Regions from separate parts of the Mus musculus genome. Here region 2 is linked to region 1. A link is a loop called in an ENCODE intact Hi-C map of the cell type or tissue named here. Cell type or tissue: gastrocnemius. All regions are shown on one strand.

The links. Peaks named below come from ENCODE experiments on the same cell type or tissue, not always from the same donor. Only the 100,000 strongest peaks of a DNase experiment are listed, where the experiment ranks them.
Region 2: a loop joins it to region 1, with 4 times the contacts of the local background. A loop is called at or near these places in 6 of 42 quality-filtered maps.

The regions. Positions count from the first base shown.
Region 1 is chr12:37,010,485-37,018,484 of GRCm38, reverse strand. No RefSeq gene overlaps it. Among named protein-coding and RNA genes, the nearest start is that of Gm29007, 92 kb to the left of the region's middle. In gastrocnemius, no CTCF peak of the experiment used is centred here; DNase peaks (open chromatin) are centred at 2,536 and 3,355; H3K4me3 peaks cover 701 bases; H3K27ac peaks cover 5,137 bases.
Region 2 is chr12:37,104,196-37,112,195 of GRCm38, reverse strand. It overlaps Meox2 (mesenchyme homeobox 2), which reads right to left and starts at 3,656. Exons shown (of 3, transcript NM_008584.4): 1 at 2,852-3,656. The coding sequence starts at 3,365. It overlaps Gm29007 (predicted gene 29007), which reads left to right and starts at 5,444. Exons shown (of 2, transcript NR_166884.1): 1 at 5,444-5,483. In gastrocnemius, a CTCF peak has its summit at 989; DNase peaks (open chromatin) are centred at 2,598, 3,108, 3,488 and 3,796; H3K4me3 peaks cover 8,000 bases; H3K27ac peaks cover 7,758 bases.

The DNA of each region.
Region 1 (8,000 bases):
CACCAGCCTAGTTGATCAAATTCCTTAGTAAGAACAAAAACATTTTTAGAAAGTTCTAGGAATACAATCACATATGTGAATAAAAGTGCACCACTAAGAGAACTTTTTCTTTTGAAATTCATAAAAGTGAGGCTGTGAAAACACTCAACCACCTTAAGTTGAAAGAGGAAATCCCAACATGAAATACTTTGAGATGAATTAAAATAGAATTACAGGTGCTGTTGTAAAGGTTATGAAAAGGAGCAATTACTGGTAAATTAATACCTGTAAAATCCTACATTAGAAAAGAAACTAATCTAAAAATAATCCCTAGTATATTCCTAGTAATGAGAATTTTTAAAAAATCAAATTCACTCTATGTCCATAAGTAAGAAAGTAAAACTACTAGCGTGTAAATAAACGCTGTCCGAGATGGAAATCAGTAGAGAAATCAGCAAATCTCGAAATTAATTTTAAAATAATAAACCATATTAATAACTGCTTAACTAAATCAGTGAGAGCACTGAATACTAAAATTATCAATTAGGGATACATTCAAAAATGTCAAAGATATAAGAATGCCTAAAGCTACCACCCTTCAAAAGCAGGGGTAACAGAATCCCTGATAACATAATGGGTTCCTAGTGCTCAGGAGGCTGAAGAGGGAAGACGGATGAAAGTTTGAGGCTCCCAAGGTCCACACAAGTTCTAGACCAGACATAGCCACACGGTGAGGCTTTCTCACAAGAGCAAAGCAGAACAAACAAATAAAGGCATCCCAAAGCAGTAAAACCAACAGAATTCCGAACAGTAAAAGCAGTTATGCAGCTTAACCAGTGGCATTTATCCTGGGTGACAGGATCAGTTTTCATGAAAACCACCCACTTGTGTACCATATTGTGTACCCACATATTGTGTACCCACTTGTGTACCATATTGAAAGGTTAAAACATAAAAACTGCATGAGCGTTGTGATAGTTACTGGAAAGCATTTAGTAAACTGAACAACTTTTATGTGAACACAAAAAAATAGTAACAAACAGAACTTTTGATGATATGATAAAATTAATCTACAAACTGAACCATCTAAATATAACAAACTTAAACAAGGAACAAGAAATGTGTCCCTCCTTAAAGGAGAGCACTTGGTGATGCCTGCATGGATCCCAGGCATCCAGGATGAAGTAGAGCATCTCAAGACATGGTTGATATCAATTGAAAAAGAAAAATATAAAATGTTTACATTCGACCTTCAGATGTTATGACCATGCAGATTTCATTTTTTTAAAGAAAAAAATCACATATTGTCTCAAACACCTTTGAAATTAATAGAGAGCTTTAAAAAGATTTTCATACATAGTAACACTTGTCACATGTCCATTATGAATAGAATCCCAAAAATTAAATTTAAAATAATTATACTTACATACATACATATAAACACTACTGAAAATAATTAGCAGAAGTCTGGGTGTTGTGAACTAAATCTTCAGTGTTCCTGCAAGAATTTCCAAGTAACTTAAAATAAATGTGTATGGATATGATATAGCTACTCTGCCACACTCCCTACATTAATCTACCAAGTCTACTGAACCAAGTAACCTTACAACTGATTGCTAAAGGCCACATCCTGATAGTATAGGAACATTTTTGTCTCTCTGTCTGTCACTCATTCTCATCAAACAATATCACTGCTGTGCTACAGAACAAAGAACACAACGAACCTGTCAGGAATTCTTAAATATTTTTTTTTATTTACCTTTTTCCAGAGCACACAGTGAGCCTACTAGGGATTCTTAATTTTTTTTTTTTAATTTACCTTTTTCCAAAGTGATTTGTTTTTTAAGAACCATCAAAGTAAGTTCATTGTTTCTGTGAAATCTCTGACTGTGGTAAATTTTAGACAAGTACTTTTCTAGATAATTATTCTTCTAGATAATTCCTGGTGCTGGCTGTCCCAGAGTAGGCTATCTCATCTTGGAGTATTTAAGGTAATTAAAATAAACCCAATATAATTAATCAGCATAATAACAAGAATTACATGAATACTCAGGAACTATTGATGGTTGGGTAGTGAATTAACATATTATTAAAACAAATCTACACACTTCGAATGACTTCATTGCAAGAATCAATGTGGGATATGTCTCCATCTCAAGAGAAAAATAAAATGAGGTGGAATAAATATTTTTCATTCAGTTAACTGAATTTACTTAGTAGTTCAAGCAAACCTAGTGCTTCTGGCTCCCAGCTGCGTAGTTCCTGCCTGTAATTAAAGACATAAAATAAAAATAAAATGAATTTTTTGGTTCACAGTGGCCGTGTAAACCTGGAATAGTCTCTGTAAGTCAGAGATTATCAGCATCACACTGGAATTATGTCATGAAGGATTAGTGACTGATTCCCTACTGCTAATGGTGTCATGTTTCTTGAACTCATAAAAGGCATTTACTGTGAAGCCAGATCTTCAGAGACTTTCTGATCCACAGAGTTTTCCATGGTAACAGAGATGATCTTATAATTCACTAGACTGAAGTCAGACCCTGGCCAAGCACGTGCTTGAGAAAGAGAGCAGATGCTCACAGCATGCAGAAAGAACAAATTCCAGTCCAAAGCAAAGGCATTACAAGTGCCTAAAATTACAGTCTTTATCTCTAAGGCAGGTGTTTCAAAACTGGAGTGGTCCCAATTTTTTTTTCCTTCTTGGCTATTGTTTTCCTTCTACAAGAAGTTGAAAAGGATGTTAAAGATAAAACAGGTGCTAAGATAAGATTCCTCACTAAGAATGACTCATAACAGCCAATCGGACATTTTATATCTGTAAACATCATCAGGCATCAGGGTGGTGGCCAGAGTTGGCTATGTAAACTCCCTCCAATTCAAGTGAAACACATACTTAAAAAAAAAAAGGTTGAAGTGGGGGAGAAACTAGCCATAACCACTTGCACTTCATGCATCTCTAACAAGATCGCAAGAAAGTCAGCTGCTGAATTTCCTATTGTAGTAAAGCTTATATATCTTGAATATGTAAAATGTTATTGAATAATAATCTATTTTTTTTCATTTTAAATTATATGTGTCAGATACTAGCATCCAACCAATGGACAGAAACTGGGGACCTCTGTGTTTGAATTGGGGAAATGGTTAAAGAAGCTAAGGAGGAGAGTGGCCTCATGGGAAGACCTGCAATCTCAATTAACCTGGACCCCCGAGAGATCTCACAGACACTGAACCACCAACCAGGCAGCATACACCAGCTGATATGAGGTCCCCGACACATATACAGCAAAAGACTGCGTAGTCTAACCTCTGTGAGAGAAGATGCACCGAACCCTCAAGAGACTTGAGACCCCAAGGAGTAGGGAGGTGTGGTGGGTGGGATTGGGTTGGTGCCAATCTCTTGGAGACAGGGGAGGAGGTATGGGATGGGGAGCAGTCGCAGGGGGCGCGCAGACTGGGAGAGGGATGATGTCTGGACTGTAAAAAAGGATTAAAGAATAAAAGAAAACTAAAAAGTAAAAAAAAAAAAAATCAGATTGGACTATTAAAGCAGAGTATACATTTAAATCAATGAATCAGTAGCACAAGGGAGCAGCCATGGAGTTTAAGACCATCAGTACCAGGGGCTTCCAGTACTCCACTAAGGCATTGTCTTTAGGCAGAAAATGGGTTTTTGGATATAGTGGCAGAATATGATTGGCCCCTTTGCCATCCTCCTCTGCTGAGAATCACGGCAAGGAACCACAGCCCTTGTTAACCTGTGAACATTTTCACTCTCTTAGGTCATTGACTCTGGCTCAGGGGTCCAATTTTCCTTTCATTCATTAAGCACTTTGGGAAGTGGAGTTCCTAACCCTTTCCAGTCTAAATGTGGAACAATCACATCCCCTTACAATCAGCTGCCAGTGTGCTGGGACCTTCACGCCTCACTGTGCTCTCGCAGTGACGCAAGTTTTTAACAATTGAAGGATATTAACTCAAAAACTTGTTTTCTCATTGGAGGAGCTCAAGGGATTTCACTAAATGAACTTGTATAAACTGGAAGCTAGTACATGTGCCTTTCTAATTATTATGTTCAAATTGGGGGAGAAGGCAGAGCTAATCTCAGTTTGCACATGTCAGAAATTATTTCAGCTATGAAGCTAACTTGAGAGTAACACTCCGTCGATGCGCATTCACTGAAAGACCTGAAGAGGTACAATCTTGTCATTTTATCACAAGATTCCAGATATCAAAAAAAATATTACTTAGTTATTTAAATATGTGTGTTTTGCTAACCCATGGTACTGTTCCCTTCATTAGAGCAACTGGGAACAAGTAATAGATCTGCCCAATTGAATGTTAAATGTTAGAAGTTTGCTAGACCTTTCTCATTCTCCTCTTTTTTATAACACTTAACTGTTAGGTTTCAAAATCCTATCAATATATAGATCTCTAACAAGATCACAAGAAAGTCAACAGCTGAATTTCCTATTATAGTAAAGCTTATATATCTTGAATATATAAAATGTTGTTGGATCAAATCTAGGTCTTTTTCACTTTAAATTAGATGTGTCAGATACTAGCATGCAACCAATGGACAGAAACTGGGGACCTCTGTGTTTGAATTGGGGAAATGGTTAAAGAAACTGAGGAGGAGAGCGGCCCCATGGGAAGACCTGCAATCTCAATTAACCTGGACCCCCGAGAGATCTCTCAGACACTGAACCACCAACCAGGCAGCATACACCAGCTGATATGAGGTCCCCGACACATATACAGCAAAAGACTGCGTAGTCTAACCTCTGTGAGAGAAGATGCACCGAATAGCATCAGAATAGCCATCTAAGGATCCGGATTAGCCTTCAGGCTCCAGCACCAAGATCACCCAGTGAAGATTTAAGCTCATCCGTGTGGACCCAGATCTGGTCTTCCATGCAGAGTCAGCGTGTTCTCCTCTGTGACATCAAGTTCTATCCCACACATTCTCTGACATGGCATCAGAATAGCCATCTAAGGAATCCAGCAGCAACTTCTGGGTAGGCTTAGGTGTGCTGAGCTTTCCCTGCCAAAAATATACAAAGGGAGATGTGTGTACTGGAAGTTCAGGAGCACCACTGCAAGGTCACAGGGATCTTAAATCAGGCAAAGACAACACCACAAATAGAACAAATGAATTTCAAAAAGTTTAACCTAAATAAATGGGGACATACAAACTTCCTGAAGAAGAATTCAAAGTAATCTAAAAAAAAAAAAAAAAAGAACCTTCAATGAGAAATAAAACGTGACATACAGATAGGCAAATAAAGTCAGGAAATGAAATCTGTATACAATTGAAAGTTAAACAAAGAGCTAGAAGCAGTTAAAAGGGCATCAAAAATTCTGGAACCTAAGAGCACAAACATCGAGAGACTTGAAATGTCAATAAGAAATTTCTGATAGATTCTAATTTACATAGTTTAATTTTGAGTAAAAATATGTATGGGATTCTTCCTGTAATCATGTTTAATACATTCTGTTTATTGTGTTCCTAATAATTTCCCCCGAATTTTCCTAAAGTTATTCTGAGGATAGCCTTCTATTTCACATGTGATAATAAAATTTTATGTTTCTTACATTGATCTTTACTTAAATTATTATATAAAGTCTAGCAATAACAGAGGCAGGTTTTGATAGAAGGTGCTTTTCTACTAAATGCTCATGTATTGAAGGTCCCCACTGCAAACAGTGCTCAGAAATGGGGAAATGGACTGAATCATAGAAGGTTTGCCTTCATCAATGGAGCAATTCATTGATCAACTTGGAATCTGAGCCGACTGTTAGAAGGTAAGGAAATGTGACAGATAAGAGTTTGTTGGAGGCAGCAGATCTCAGACATCTTTGAATGATGTTTTGACCTGGCCCCTCCCTCTCACTGGCTCTGTGTTTTCCACCACAATGAAAAGAAACTTTTGTTTCTCACTCCCTTTCTGCCAAAATGCTGTGCCTCACCACCACCAAAGAAACAATGGGGCCACGTGCTGTGAATCTAAAGTTTTGCTCCTGTAGCCCTTGCTTTTTTATGTGTGCCTCAGTATTGAGAAGTGGAACACACAAAGCAACTTCATCTCCCTCAAACTGTAGCTGGGCATAGTCGCGCATGCTGATTAATCTCCTGCTGCAGCAAGAACGTGGTCATGAGTTCAAAGCCAGTCTGGGCTAAGCCTTGAGTACAATGCTATCTCTAAGACTGTCTCCAAAAATATAAAAAATAAACAAATGAAGTAAAACATGCAATTCTACTTCCTTGGTACATATTGGTTCTTTTATTCGAGTCTACTATGAATAAGATGCCTGAAAAATCTGTGTTATTTCATACAGCGCTCTTGTCTCTCCAGAGGCATGTGTCTGTCATTCTCACAAGAGTTCTGCATTTTACCATATTTCATTTCATACTTACTGCTTCACTCATCTCATTATTTGTGTAGGAATTCATACTCAAGATAACAGTTGTCATTGAGGGCAACTTCTGACATAACTTATGATTTGAATTTCTTCTATATTTAATGATCCATTGTCCTCCATTCATAGCATCCGAAGACACCTGTTCATGTTTTATCAGGACTGCTCTTAACTGCAGGAGTATGAGGTTGTTGAGGAACAAGCATGACTCGATAACATATAATTATAATGTGTTTTTAGATGCTGTGACATCATCTCTTTTTGAGGGTTGACTGTCAACTCAGGATATTATCCAAATACCTTTGCTTCCTCTTACCCAGCTAAAGCAAGAAAATAAGGTAGAGTGCAGCTGGCAGCTCTTCCATTGGTGTTTATGATTAAATATCTCAACAGATTGCTGTGTTAACAATCATGTGCCTTGCTCCATCATACACAGTAAGTCTTCTTTAAGTCCTGTGGTATCTCAATGCTGCAATCAGTCTTATTGTATCTGTTTTATGCTTTTACAAAAAAAAAAAGTCTTTTAATTTGTAGTTCACTAGAATAGATACTAGGTTATAAATGATCCCTTGCCAATCATGACCTTTGTAGACCTCTTGTTTTGTCAGTCCTGACAGGAAATTGAAGACACTTGCTTACATTTACAAATGTATTGCAATTAAATATTTGTTCAAAATTGTTTCTTTTCTTTCATGGAATGTAAAAAATAATTCAAATATGTATTATGATCCTGGCATGTTATATTTACTCTCTTTTTATATCTTGTCATGTGTATATACCATAACTTGTCATTAGAGTTTTAATTTTTAGAAAGGATATATAAGACCTCCTCTATCAGGAAAATAAAACTACTCCTAAGCCTCTTATGTTGATTCAGGACTGTGATCTCAGTGAGATGAGATTGGGGCAGGAATATCAAACTAGGGAAACCTGGGCTACAGAGTAAAACGCTATCTCAAGAAAACAACAGCAAGAGACATGAATGCAAGAAATCATTCTGACATACCTCCCTTTCCTCCTCTTTCTCCTCTTCCTCCTCCCCCTGTTCTCTTTGTCCTCTTCTCTTAAAACATCCCGTCAACTCACTGTCCCTAAGGGAACTTGGAATGTATCAAATGACTGTGTTCCTTTGGATTTCTCTAAAAAGCGGAAACTAGAAGGAAGTCAATAATGTGAAAGTAAGAAAAAAGGAAAATGCTTTACCATTCCTCTGAATTTCATTTCTTGCTCTTCAATGGTATATGCCAAACTGATATTTGAAGAGACGGGCTTGATAGCTGACCTTTAAATTATAGACAGTTTGATGGTAACCATAGCATTTAGGGAACTTCAGCAAGGCCCTATGGGTACTTAGAGGACTACTGCAGGAATTGAGACACGTTTCTTTCAGCTCCTGCATCTCTCACTATAGATATAAAGCCTTTAGCACATCTTCATTTTACCTAGTCTGACATTATACAGTTAATTGCTGAACTGAATTTCCATTTTTCACAATCTGTTATTCTACTGTTCTTCACCCACTAACTACTCCATCTGGAACCGTATCTAGTCATTTGCCAAAATTCTCCTTCTTAAAGATGTTCTGACCTACCTCTGAGTTT
Region 2 (8,000 bases), 94 kb before region 1:
TTTTATATTGAAATTGTTGCATTATTACTATGGATTAAAATGTAAGGTTTATACGTGGTTTGGTTCTTTAACACCATTTCCTGGTACTTATTATAAATTAACTCATTTATCACATATGCACTGGTAGTAGACTTGGTTCCAACATTGCCATAGATTAAAGTACTGTCTATACTATACATATACAGCCAACTATACATATACAGCGATTATAAAATGCCTAAATAAATAAATTGTTGCTACCATGCATGATTTCGTTTTCATTTTATATAGTCCTAAGTCTCAGATTGTTCAATATAACTTATTAAACATTAATTAATTATGAAGGGATACAATAGGCAAACTGTGCCAAGTAAGAATTGATAACAGAACAGAATTATAAATATTTTCTGTTAATTTGCTGTCTGGTAAGTCAAAATATTTTCACAATACTTTGAAATGATTTGACCTTAAATTGAATGTTCGTTGTATAAATTAAAATAGGAGAAAGAATGGCTTGGAGTTAAGCATACCTGTGATCGAACCGTTATTAACTCAGAGCCTGACATTGATTTTATTTTCAATAGTGTACCAAGAAAATTGATGCTTGACTTTGATATTCTATCAATGGGTACATTCGTTCTAAGTCAAGCCCAGTAACATTAGCCTTCCTAAAGATTGTATTTCCCGTCCTTGTAATACGGAGTTGGCACAAATGTTTATTCTCGTTGCTTGTTTTGGTGTTTAAATGAGTTTCACAACACAAAAACAAGCCTCTCTTTGCTATGTGCTTATTTGCCCCTGATAAAAGTGATGGAAACCAGTGTTAGTCAATATTAAAACCATTTTTGTTAAAATAAACTAAGGAAGTCAGTTTTTAGTCTCACTCTCCCTGTTTCCCCAACCAAAAATAACTTGTGCCTGAAAAAAAAAAAAAATTCCTTCGTGTGCGCAAATAATCTTTAGGGCATTGGTTCAGCTAAGAAGCAGCGCAGTTTCCCCCTTGCGGAAAGAAAACACGGAATCCGAGCTTCTGGTCCTCCCTGAAGTAGATAGCAACCTGCCAAAGCAATCCATGCATTTCTGCTCATAAATGCCCAATCTGGGGAAACCCAGTGCGTTCTGATGCCTTCTTAGGAACCTTTTTGGTATCTTAGGATTTCACATACAGTTAGAGATAACCAGTAAACAGAATAACAGCGATGACCGAGTTCTTAGACATAACTAATCATGATGAAGCATCATTAATCGTTCACCCAGGACCTGAAAAATTACAGGTTCAATAGTGAGGCTGGGAAGCAAGGAGTCACCCCACACCGAGGTCAAGAAAAATTTCTATCATCTTTCAACACATTACAAAATACACAGCCCTTACTGCCCTACACTGCAGAACACCTTGCCTAAAATGTTTAAAATGCTATTATTTTTCAATTCTTCAAACTATTGCCTAGAATTATATGTTCTCTCGAGACACTAGCACAGAAAACGTAATATATGTAAACATTTTACTAGTTAAGTGACGTCTTTCTAAATCTGTATCCAGGTTGCCTTGTAACTACATAGAAGATTCAATAAAGAAAAAAAGAAGGAAAGAAAGAAAGGAAAGAAGGAAGGAAGGAAGGAAGGAAGGAGAGAGAGAGAGAGAGAGAGAGAGAGAGAGAGAGAGAGAGAGAGAGAGAGAGAACATTTACAATGAGGAATGTATTTAAGGGCTTTGTTGTGTTTCCTGGAAATTTTTAGTTTCTCTGTGCTGTCAGGATGCACTGGCTATTGGACTTCCAGGCCCCTGAATTCTTCTGGGAGGCTCCCCTTTTGTAGGACTGCTCAAGTTACCCACACCTTCCCTGCATCTTCTTCCAGCACTGTCAGGACTGTTATCTGTCCACTTTCTCCACTGCATCTCAAAGCACTACTCAATTGATGAAGGCTTTTATTTTCCACAGTCGAAGTTCAAACATTTTGTTTTGGTTGGTTGGTTGATTTGGACTTTTTGCTTGTTTCCCGTCCCCGTCCCCCCCCCCCCCCCAAACCAGGTTAGCACCATATGAGTGTAATTACTATAAGAATACTCTTTATTCAAAGTTTTCAGAGGTATTCCTTAAACACTTCTAGATTACTAGATAATTACTTTTTCGCCAAATAAATAGAATGTTTGGGGAGGGGTTGTTTGTTTTTTAAATATCATTTTAAGAAAGGTGCTATTTAAGGAACTCTGAAAGCAAAAATATTAAAAAAAAAGTTTTAGGTTTCTGTTCTTTTTCTTTCTTTAATTTTTCCTTATCTTTTTCTTTCCTTTTCCGTTTTCTTCCTTTTTTCTTTTCCTCCTCTTCTTTTCTTTTCTTTTCTTTTCTTTTCTTTCCTTTTCTTTTTCTCGTATTTGGTCAAATCCAGTTAAAGTTCAAGGCATTGCGCAATAATTTGGAAACCCAGTTAAGGATAGGAAAAGTCGAGTTGTTCAGAGTTGGGAATTGGAAGGGAAAAGTCAAGGAAACCCGCATGCACGCACACACGCACGCAGGCATGCATGCCCAGCGGATGCAGCATCCCAATGGGCACACCCCTCCCAACCCGTGGAGGGACCCGCCACGCTCCCTTAACCGATTTTGCATAGTGTCACTTGCTCTTTCTTCACCACTTCTGGAAAACTGATTTGCGATCTTGGAGGGCTTTGAACGGCTGGATGTAGATATATTAACTTCAGTGAAACACGTGCTCCTGAATTACAGGACGGACGCTCCATGGATGAACTCGCCCACCAGAGCGAGGAAAGGCTAGCAGCTTCACAGTTTGTCTTTCTATGAGAAACATCCCACACCTCCCCGCATCTTCCTAGCCCAGAGCGCACTCTCCCCAGGGTTGCTTTGCCCGCACTCACCTGAGCTGTCGCTTTTCCTTTTGCTGCCACTTCTCTTCTCTACGTCTGCGGGTGACAGCGCTTGACGGCCATAATCCCCTGGTGCGCACGCGGCCCCGGTAGGGGTGCTGGAGCCCAGGCTAGATGAGTTGGAACACAGGACCGGAGGGCTGCTTCCCAGCTCCGGGGGCCCTCCCGAATCAGGCTGCAGGCACAGGCTGTGCCGGGCCGCGCTTGGTGGAGAGGACATCTGCGGGAGGTGCCAGTTGCTTTGCAGAGCCTGGTGCTGCTGCTGCTGGTGGTGGTGATGGTGATGGTGGTGGTGGTGGTGGTGCCCCCTGTGATGCTGGCTGGCAAACATGCCCTCCTCGTTGGGGTATCCCGCGATTATGCAAGACGAGGAAGATGTGGAGAGTTCGGGGTAGGACATGTGGTCAGATCTTCCATGGAGGGCCAGAGAAGACTGGGAGAAGGGGTGCAAGCCTTGCGCTGTGGCGTGGGGGCTGCGCAGGCAGCCAAAGAGGGGGTGTTCCATGGCATGCAAGTTTCGGCTTCCAAGCAGAAGACTTCACGGACGGTCCGAATGTCCACCAAGCGCTGTCACTTTTCACTGGAAATCCTAAGACTTTCCCCCACTCACTCCAAAAGTAAAAGCCGCGCGCGTTTGCATTTGAGCAGAGCCGGCTAATCCCAGTCCTGAGCCTTAGCGGCCAGTCTCCTGCACGTATAAACACTAGGACCTGGAGGAGCTTCCTTCGCAGCTGCTCAGATGTCAAGTGTGGGAGAGGTGGAAGCCAAAAGAAGGTGGTCCCAGAGAACTGCTTTCAGGGGGAAATGGCTCTGAGAGGTTATAAATAGAGTGTAATGTGAGCTGGGGGCTGGCTTAGGAGCCCAGCGCTGACCACATGCAAACTCCCTCCAAAACTCCCGCTCAGTCAGCGCCACCGTGCTCTCTCATTTCCAGTTCCCATTGCTGGCAGGACAGGAGCCGCTGCCCAACGCCCGCCCGTCGGGCCCTGGGAGCTTCCACCACAGCTAGTGGTGCTCCCAGAGCCTCAGTCGCTCCGGGCCACCGCAATCTGTCCCATAGGTTCCCATGGCCAGACGCAGAGGCACTCAGCTTCCCTAAGCCAGCACACAGTGTCTCTGAGTAGCTCACTGCTCTTGGAACCTAGATCTCTCAGCCTTGGTGGGGGTTGGGGTCACCTGCAGGAGCTCCCTGACTACTCCCTGACTTTGCAGACCACAGAGAACTTTCAAGAGAACTTTCAAGAGAAGAAGAGCCTAGTCTGTCGAGCTTTTCAAACTCAGAGGCCACTCACGGTTCCAGCGTAAACACATTAGGTTTATTCTCTTTTAGGTATCTGAGAATAGATTGTTAGAAAACCTAGAGCCAGGGCGGAGGTTGTAGAGCTGTGCACCAAGGCTAGCACAGTGCTACTCTGAGTGCAGAAAGGACAGATATACAATGGGGTGTGCGCGACACAGAGGTGGATGTAGGCTCTGGCGCCTTGGCGACACACAAGTGTTGCTCCAAGTGGTGTCCCCCTTCCTTCTTTTTCTGACCCTCTTCCCACCCCTACTTCTCTTTACCAGTCCAGTTCGCGAAATTTTCTCACCATTTGCTCACCGAGGAAATTGGGAGGGGGGGGGTCAAGAATAACCCGAAAAAATGTCAAATGAGCAAGTCTAACTTGCTCCCAGCTTCACCCTTCCTAGCTAGCTTAACCCTGCAGGAGCCAATTCACAGCCCGCTCCCATCCTTTGAGAAATGAAATCTCTCTTTAGCTCACAGAGCTAATGCTCCTTGCATACATTCCATTCCTCACCACCTTTCTGTTTTAAGCAGATAGCAAACTTAACATTCCCTCAGCGTGGACCCTGCTATCATGGTTCATTTCCCCCAGGTTTACAGCCTGTGCTCCTGGAAATGAACTAACTGCACACCTTGCCACCAGTGAATTTGTGAGAGCAGGGGCTGGGGTTGACACAGCAATTAGCTTGGGCGGCCACAGAATCTACTGGAAGTCCTGTCCTTAACCCACAACAAGCTTGGGAGAGTGGGCTGCAGGAAAGCCTGTTCCTATCTAGGAAGTGTCTGCCAAGGGGATGTCTGCAGTAGCCTAGGGTGTTCAGGACTTGGAGTGTGCCACTATGGTTAACTGCCATATGTTTATTGTCTGGGTGACCAGAAGATGATGGCCAAGTCTTTGAAATTGCTAATGGGATTAATGAGTACAGCAACCTGAACTAGACATCTGGTTTAAATTAGGAAAAGGTATTGATGAATTTTGGAGGAATGTCCCCAAGGCAGAACCCTTCTCTCTGCCGCTCCTTCTGCCATCTTCAGTCTGTTACCCTTTATTTTAAGAGGTTCTCCAGAAAAGGAACTTCCAAACAAACTTTAACATCCGTGTGAAAAGTCGAATTGTTTTGCACAACTTAGAGATGGGGTGGAGTGGGGGTTGATCAGGAATTCCAAGATTTGTAAGCACTGCTTTCTTTAACGGAAATTGAGCCCTATTTTGAGGGAAATTAGTTTTGCAGACTTCGTTAGGGGAAAAAAAAAAAAAAAGAACCTAAAACTTTTGTTCACCAGCCGCTCAACGTTTCAGTCTGAGGCTGAGCTGGAACCTGCAGCAAGGCTTTGACGGTAAGGTTCTTTGCTTGTAATTTGGGAATCTTATCCTGAAAAGGGGCGCTGATCATTCTTGGGGTACGTGACTGCTAGGAGCTTTAGGTACAGGCAGGATGGCTTCCCGGACTTAAAGCTTAAGACTACTTCTTCTGCCACTACCCACAACCTTGGCTTTTTAAGAATTACAAAAGAGAGTGGGAAACATATCCCTCATATAAGATCGGAATATATTTTGATTTTTCTGCTTTTTATGGTTTCAATATGCGCTCTGATATTAAACATAGAAGTATAAAGTGCAATGATAAATTCCCTGCCTGTGCTCCCTTAGCATCTCAATGGACCCTGGGTTCTGAAAGCATTCATATTTTATTCAAACTGAAATTTGATCAATTCCTCTAATAAACATAATAAAATATTTGCATAGTGTAAGATCCCTCGACTGAAAGCATGGTAGGGAGTGTCAGATAGGACTGACAAAAACATACTTCATCTGTAGTGTTTAACAAAATCCACCCAAGTCTTTCCAGTGTGTGTTCTATAAACTACAGCTAAACTATTAGTGAACAAAGAGTTGCATGTAACTAGGATGTTGTAGGTGAGAGTAACTAGCAAGAATAAAGTTTGATCTCCATAGAGGCTGGCGTTTGGTGAGTCTGCCCAGTGGCTGGGCTGGTTTTCCTCCCTCGTTCACTACATCACACAGATGTTAACAGTATGTCCAGAAATTCCTCTACAACCTGCCTCAGTCAGTTTTCCTCTGGAAATATGAGGCCAGTAATCTGGGAAAGAAGAGGAAAAACAAGTTAGAAAAGGACAGAACAGCTTCCAAAGTCATGCAATTGCAGGACACTTTCAGGAAAGGTCTTTTAACTTGAAGGCACAGAACATTAAGTATTCCCAAGGCCAATGAAATTCAGATTTCTAATATAAAGTATAATACAAGCAAAATGTCATGGAAAAGGAAAAGGGTGCTAAAAAGCAAAAGAAGTCAAGACTCGCTGCTTTCAAAATTAAGCATGGCTATCAAAGTTTCATAATGTTTAAATACTATTAACTATTGCACAACTTTCAAAAACTTCATGTTCTTAGAGCATTTGTAATGATAGATAATTTTTAGTTTTACTTAGGATGTTTTGTTTTTCAAGTGTTAGTGTAGCAACAACAGAAAAAAAAATACACAATGCTTTCATCAGTAGCTGATTTAATATTTGCATTTTAATTAATCCAATGATTAATATGACTTTTCAGTAACAAGATGAATTGTAGAAATTCGGACAACCAAAGTATCTATGTCATTTGAGCTATAATGTTTAGTCTTCATAAACATATATTTCAAAATTCTTGAAAAAATGTTATGTCAACATAAAAATCAAATATAAAGTATAAAATCAAGGCATGTATCACAGAGTATAGGAAATGTTTAGCTCTTGTGGAGTTACTTAACCATAACTATTTAAACAATCATTAGAAGCTTCAATGCTAAGTATGTCTATGGCTCCGTTTGACCAAATGGCATAAAAGCCAACCAGAAAGCCATATTTTATTTAAAAAGATAGAATCTTTTAATTAAAACGAGATTGAACTTATTTCATTTTATTTAGATTCATGGTGACTTAAAAGTTGTTTGAGGGATGACGAGAATTAACATTAAATCCCAGATGTTTTTCTTCTTGTTGTGCATGGTACATATACTAGCTGAGGCTTAAATGATTAATTGAACATAAGGATTGCCTCAGACACTTACTTCTCATAGAAAAGCCATGGCTGCTGCATCCCCTCAAAGAGCACAATTATGTCCTCCAGCTTATTTCTTTGAAATTAAGGTTTTAAAAAACATAATATTCTAAGCAGTTAGTGGCAGCTTAAATGATTTATTACATAATCCATTTCAATTAAATGAGGAATTATCTTTCTCTGGTATTAGGAATTACAAAATTTAAGGCACAAATGTACTATATCTGTGCTTTATCTAGACATTTAAAAATTTTAGAGTTTTTCTGTTTTTCTAACTGACGTTTTATAATAATAACAATTATTGTAAATTATTACTAAATTATGATTAAAAAACTATAGCTCTGCCTAAGGCCATGAGACATATATACACATATATGCGTAAAATATATGTATATAATTATGGTGTATTTAAAATATGCATACATATTCGAGGCATATATTTGAAATATATTTCCATATATATATATATATATATATACACACACACAAATATATATATGTATATTTGAAAAAGTAGTATTTTGAAAGAGAGCTTGATTAATAAAGTTAAACGTAAAAGATTTTGTTATAAATTCAAATCACATTTTATTAGTCTCGGCCATGATTCCAATCACTTTCCACCCTTAAATATTTCATGAAATTTACAGGACTTTGTGCCTTAATTTCTGGAGAGCTTTAAACTTGGGAAGATCTCAAAAGCATCTTAGATTTCACAAAGCTTCAAATTGGAATGTCTTTTGTATATATGTTTTAAAACCAGGTTTGCCTAACAGTAAAGTTATAATAAGGAAAATAAAA